Linked DNA regions of Homo sapiens: region 2 is linked to region 1. Evidence: chromatin contacts called from ENCODE Hi-C or POLR2A ChIA-PET data. All regions are on one chromosome and are shown on one strand. Each heading gives the region's core, a stretch centred on a gene start or an enhancer-like site at or near the end of the contact. The rest is flanking DNA. Distances are from core to core; before and after follow the strand shown.

What was found. Hi-C counts contacts between places; a loop is a spot of excess contacts on that map. ChIA-PET counts read pairs that join two places held with the same protein, here RNA polymerase II (POLR2A). Pooled maps may share reads with other maps.
Region 2: a pooled map shows a loop between it and region 1 (2.7-fold over the local background). The contact joins the enhancer-like site here to the promoter of IL4 in region 1. A Hi-C loop is called at or near these places in 6 of 37 single-sample maps with no recorded cell type and 6 of 50 pooled maps. POLR2A ChIA-PET finds 5 or more read pairs at or near these places in 1 of 52 experiments (activated CD4-positive, alpha-beta memory T cell).

What each region holds. Positions count from the first base shown.
Region 1 is chr5:132,672,513-132,675,471 of GRCh38, reverse strand. It overlaps IL4 (interleukin 4), which reads right to left and starts at 1,483. Exons shown (of 4, transcript NM_000589.4): 1 at 1,287-1,483; 2 at 966-1,013. The coding sequence starts at 1,421.
Region 2 is chr5:132,455,234-132,458,192 of GRCh38, reverse strand. All of the region lies in intron 3 of CARINH (colitis associated IRF1 antisense regulator of intestinal homeostasis), which reads right to left. Among named protein-coding and RNA genes, the nearest start is that of LINC02863, 30 kb to the right of the region's middle. RefSeq lists enhancers at 283-512, 440-1,109, 1,110-1,780 and a silencer at 2,059-2,251. Within about 2 kb of position 1,537, at least 30 of the 41 ENCODE cell types and tissues checked have a DNase peak (open chromatin) inside an H3K27ac peak, as active enhancers do.

The sequences.
Region 1 (2,959 bases), core at 234-2,733:
CGAAGAGCAGTTTCCCTCATGAAGCAGGATGGGCCCTGTTCTATGGTCTGGGTGCTGGAGTGTGACCCTGCCCAACACACAGGGCTTCACTCCTGGCCATATCATCTCCCTAGTTTGCATGGAAAGCAGGTAGTTAGGAGACCACTGTGAAATTGAGGCTTTGGGGCTTTCATTCTCAGCCGTGTGTTTCCATGAAAACAGGAACTGAAATGCACAAAACTATTGATACGGCTGTAGTCATGTGTTTGTCAGAGAAAATGCACTATCAGCTGTCAAATCTATCTCCTCCCACTACAGATAGAGGGGTGGGGGTGAGGCAGCACAGGAGGCAGAGAGGCGAGGTGCCCAGGCAGCCCGAAGCAGGGATGTGCTGGACGCTGCCCAGCAGGATGGTTCCAGACCGAGCTGGAGGGGAGTTCGGCCGGCCAGAGCAAGCTGAGGAGCTCTGGACGGCCAGCCCCGGAACCCAGAGGGCTGTTAGGTGGCCAGGCTGTGGAAGAGGAGGGGCTCTGGCGATACCTTTTCTGTTGCCATAGGAAGTCTCTTAGACAAAATGAAAGCTCCCTCAACCTGTCATCTCAATATCTGTTTCTGTGAGAGTATTTGGTTTTTCAGAAATGTATGGGCCAGAAAAATTCTCTCATTCAACAGGCATTTATTGAGTGCCTCCTACGTTCCAGGCACTATGCCAAAGCTAAGTAAAACCCAAGAGGGCTTTTCTTTGACCAGGATCTGAGTCAGGACTACAGCATGTAAGCTTTCTATTACATGTCTTCTAAATCAAGTGAAACCAGAAAGACCAAAACATGCTTAAGAGTAAAGATCAGACTTCTCGTTCTTTGAAAACATCTAACACCTTAGAGTTAATTTGGGCCCGCTCGTTTTCCATTAGACAAGTTTCTTGTTCAGACATTTGGGGATGGATCTCCCCATTTGCTAAAACAGACCGTGGGACGGCTTCTTACCTTGGAGGCAGCAAAGATGTCTGTTACGGTCAACTCGGTGCACAGAGTCTTGGTCCAGGCAGAAATGAGAGAGCAAGAGACAGAGTTAACCTCCAACCGGACAGAGAAGTCCTTGATGAGCAGCTCTCACTCCCTCCAACTGAGGAAACTTCCTACAAACCCTCAGAAAAAAGAGTGGCAGGGGAGAAGCCTCGCTGTGTGCCCTGGACTGCCACCAACCACCAGTTCCAACTTCTCTAGCAGCTGTTAACGTTTTCATGCCTAGAAATACTGAGAGCATCACCAGAACATCTGGAGAGATGGTGCCAGATAGGTACTCACCTTCTGCTCTGTGAGGCTGTTCAAAGTTTTGATGATCTCCTGTAAGGTGATATCGCACTTGTGTCCGTGGACAAAGTTGCCGGCACATGCTAGCAGGAAGAACAGAGGGGGAAGCAGTTGGGAGGTGAGACCCATTAATAGGTGTCGATTTGCAGTGACAATGTGAGGCAATTAGTTTATCAGGAGAAGCTAACGATGCAATGCTGACAAAGATATCTCTATATATAGATTTAAAATTGCTGAAACCGAGGGAAAATGAGTTTACATTGGAAATTTTCGTTACACCAGATTGTCAGTCACTTGGGGCCAATCAGCACCTCTCTTCCAGGAGAAAAAATGCCTCACAAACAGGTAAAATGTTCCTGTGAAATCAGACCAATAGGAAAATGAAACCTTTTTAAAAAATTAACTACAAAGTTTCAGCATAGGAAATTACACCATAATTTGCTCTTTAGATTAATCTTATCAGCTTGGGGCTGCTGCTGGCTTTTTGCTTTGCATAGAAGGGAGAGGCCACAGGTGTCCGAATTTGTTGTAATGCAGTCCTCCTGGGGAAAGATAGAGTAATATCAAGAAAGTTTTACTTGAAAAGTATTTTAACCTGGCTTCTTCCAAGTACAGGTGGCATCTTGGAAACTGTCCTGTCATGGAAAAGCTGATCTGGGGCTCCTTCTCTGCATAGAGGCAGAATAACAGGCAGACTCTCCTACCCCAGCACTGGGGGACAATGTTCTCCCAAGTTTAGGTGTTTTGAGAAGGACAGGTCGTATCAGGTGAGGCCTAGTTTGGGTCCCAGCAGGTCCATAAGGTCCTTACCCATAAGGAAGCCCTTGGCAAGGTAGGTCTATTCTGAGGTTTCAGGAATGACTTTTTTTTTTTTTTTTCTGAGACAGGGTCTCACTCTGTCACCCAGGCTGAAATGCAATGTTGTGATCAGGGATCACTGCAGCCTCAACCTCCCAGGCTCAAGTGATCCTCCCACCTCAGCCCCCCTAGCAGTAGGTGCGTGCCACCGCACCATGCCTGGCTCATTTTTATTTTTATTTTTTGATAGAGATAAGAGTCTCACTATGTTGCCTAGGCTCATCTCAAATTCCTGGGCTCAAGTGATCCTCCTACCTCAGTCTCCCAAAGCTCTGAGATTACAGGTGTGAGCCACCATGCCTGGCCAGGAATGCCCACTTTTTGAATGGAACCTAAACACATCCTCAGCTAATTAGGAAAAAGAGCTACAGTCTTACCAACTTACAAATCAGCCCTCCTAGTCAGTGCCCCACCACCCGCCCTGCTTGTTTTTTATTGAATTCATGTGGACACAATAAGGTGCTCATTGCCTCACCCCAGCAGTGAACGTAAGGACCCCACCACTCACTCAGGTGCCTGGGCCCTGTGCAAGGCCACCCCACCTCCCAGTAAGGGCTCATGGGCAGCAGGATTCTTGGGCCCTGCCTGCCCCCTGCTTTTCTCCCAGAACCTTCCCTTCCCTTGGTCTCTGACCTTCTTTTCCCTATGAATTTCTTTTTTTTTTTTTTTTTTTTGAGATGGAATCTTGCTCTGTCACCCAGGCTGGAGTGCAGTGGCGTGATCTTAGTTCACTGCAAGCTCCGCCTCCTGGGTTCATGCCGTTCTCCTGCCTCAGCCTCCCCGAGTAGCTGGGACTACAGGCACCTGCC
Region 2 (2,959 bases), core at 288-2,787, 220 kb after region 1:
TAAATTCATTTTGTGAAAATTCACTGAGCTTTACACTTATGGTTTGTGCTTTTTTTTTTTTTTTTGCATGTATGTCATCCTTCAACAAACACTTAAAAAATGTTTGAAAACCCCATCAATTCAGTCAGACTCTTTGGGTGGGAGCAAGATCCAGGCATCAGTATTTTTTAATATCCCAGATGATGGTAATATGCAGCCAGGATTTAAAGTCACTGGTTTAATATCTTGGGAAAAGCAGATCCACTCAAGACCTCACAGGGTCCTGACAAAGGCCACTTCCAGCTCAGTGGAGTGAGACACTGGGGTGGGAAGATGTCCATTTTTTGGATGTGGGTCAGTCTCTTGCACAGGCAGAGGTATTGCAGCATGCTGTTGTAATGTGTATCTTCCTTGGCAGTGTCTGTTGAAAGCTGGTTGCATCAGTTTGTAATGGGGTGTAATGGCAACAAGGTGGGCCCAGCCCCCCCCAGGAAGTGGATCACTGAGCACAGCTTCTACAGGGCCATTTGTAGAGAGGTGGCAGCTGGGCTTCCCAGGGGCTGCCACCCAGGGCAGAGCCAGTGCTGAGGCTCTGACAACCTCGGCAGGGTGGGGAGAAGGCCAGACTCAGGGTGTTTATGTTTGTGGGTAATGACAGTCAGCTCTGGGCTCCAGATGATGCTTACTCCCTGGCCTCTGTGTTCAGATTAGGAACTTGCAACATCTTGCTGAGGACCATGTCAGGCTCAGCTCTAAGTGCTGTGGCTGAGAATTTTCCTTCCTCTCTGTGTGGTTAGTGGCAGCCTCCCTAGCAATGGCTGACCTCTAGCATACTCTGTCAAACTACAGGCAGCTGGGACAAGACAGGACATGGGGCTCACAGACAGGTATTCCACAACCTGGGCCCTGTCAACCCTCCCAGAAATGCATGGGCCATGAACCTCCTGCTGTGGGAGGGGCAGTGCAGAGAAGTCTCAATAAGCTTCTCTTGGCCCTCTGGGATCTCCACCATCCACAGTGTGTAGGGCTGAGCTGCAGGCTGGGTCTTCAGGTGGTGTCCCTGCACATCTGCTTTGCAGCGTGGCGTCTATAGAGCAAGAGTGAACAGGAAGGGGCCTCGGGCCTCCTGTAGCTCTGCTGGGCAGGGACGCTGCGGGGCCTCAGCTGGGCTTCCTTGGCTAAAGGGCACAGAGTGGCGTAGGCTGCAAGAGGACAAGCTAAGCTGATGAAGGCTCTATCACTCAAGGGTAGCCATGTAAAAAAAAATCCCTACAGGTAAAAGAAGCATGAATAAGACAGGCGGGGCATAACAGTGTCTCCCCACTGAAGCTGCAACTCTCTGCTTCACTGGCTTCAGCCTCCTCTCTGTGAAATGGGGGCAATGTCCCCTAGGCCTTTTCCTCCTGTCCAGTAGGGCTGAGGGTCTACAGGCCAGAGGGAGGCCTGGGCTCTGAGGCCTGTGCCTGTGTGGCCTCTGGCTGGGACCTCAGCCCCCATGTGCCACGTCACCTCCCTTGTCTGTGAAATACCACAACAGCAGCTCTTGCCAGCCAGTGACACTACCCCTTCCTGTTGTCTTCTTTACAAAGCATTTATGAAATGCTTCCTTTTCATGCTTCAGGAAACCGGTGGCCAGGAGGAGTTCTTGATTTCATTTTCTTCCCTAGAGATATGTGTGCTTCGAAATACACAAATTAAACAAAAACGAGGGCTGACTGGGACCAGGAGAGTGAGTGATCCTGGCTTCCCTTGATTTACATGCTTATTTTCCTTCTCAAATCACTCCAGTAAGTACAGAAGTCACTAATCTATTGCCCTCTATTATCTGCATTATAGTTAAAAACATCGACATGAACAAACAAAAGCCCTTGCGTAGCCTAGAGAAGTCACAAAGCTCACACCCAGACTCTCGCCTAAGAGAGTCTCTCAGGGCTCACTCAGGGACTATTTATTCTTGTTTTATTTTTTTAAATGTTGATACCCTCTCTGCTTGAGTATCCTTGTTTTAGATGCAAATCAGAAAAGGTTGCTGTATTGATCACAGTCCCAGCAGGAAACAGATGCACACTCCACTGGTAACAGGAGAGACTGAGGAAAGGACCGTTTCCAAGGGTGAGCAAGATGAAGAGAAACCCTCAAGGAAAGGTGAAGCATCCTGCAGCCAGCAACAGTGGGAGCTGTGACCACCAATCCCCAGGGAGGAGGTGGGAGGGCTCCTGGAACCCAGAGAGACCAGTAGGAGGGGACTGCCGGCAGGAGCTGTGGTTTTAGGGTGAAAAACACAGGCACTATTGACCTGAGACCTGGCAAGGGAGGGAGCTGGGGGGATAAAGCACCTCCCATTTCCCCTCCCAGCCTCCAACCTCTGGTCAGGGGAGGGGTCTTCAATTGGCCAAACCCAACTGGAAGCTTGGGGACCTGGAGCCTGGCTGATGGAATCCACAAAGGTCAAATCCTGGGAGGAGTGGGAAAGAGCAGAAAATCAACTGGAGCAGGGATGTGTGGGGGGGTGGCAAACAAACAATGCCCGGCAGAGTCACCGGGGCTGGCCATTTGAAAAGAGTACATCAGAAGCTAACGTGCTGTAATGTGGCACTCTCACCACAAATACATAGGATGAAAGGCAGCCAGGGACAGAGGCGGCCACGAAGAAAGGTTTAAAGAATCCCAGCAAAATGACTGGGGTCCTCATTATGGAAGAACAAATAGCTTTACTTAATAATTCCAAGGTAATAGCTTAATAGCTTAATAATTCCAAGGTAAACAAGTATTTTCATAAGGAGGACTCTGAATGATCAACAGAAGGTTAAATGTCACTGTACTGCTTCACAGAGCTGTTACAGGGCAGGGAAGACTATAACACAATGTAGAGATAGATCCATACAAGAGAGGTACAACAGGGTTTCCAGTTCAACACATCAGTTATTTACACTCCTAGTTTCCTTTCTCTCCTGAAGCACCACTAAAATGCTAGTCTAGA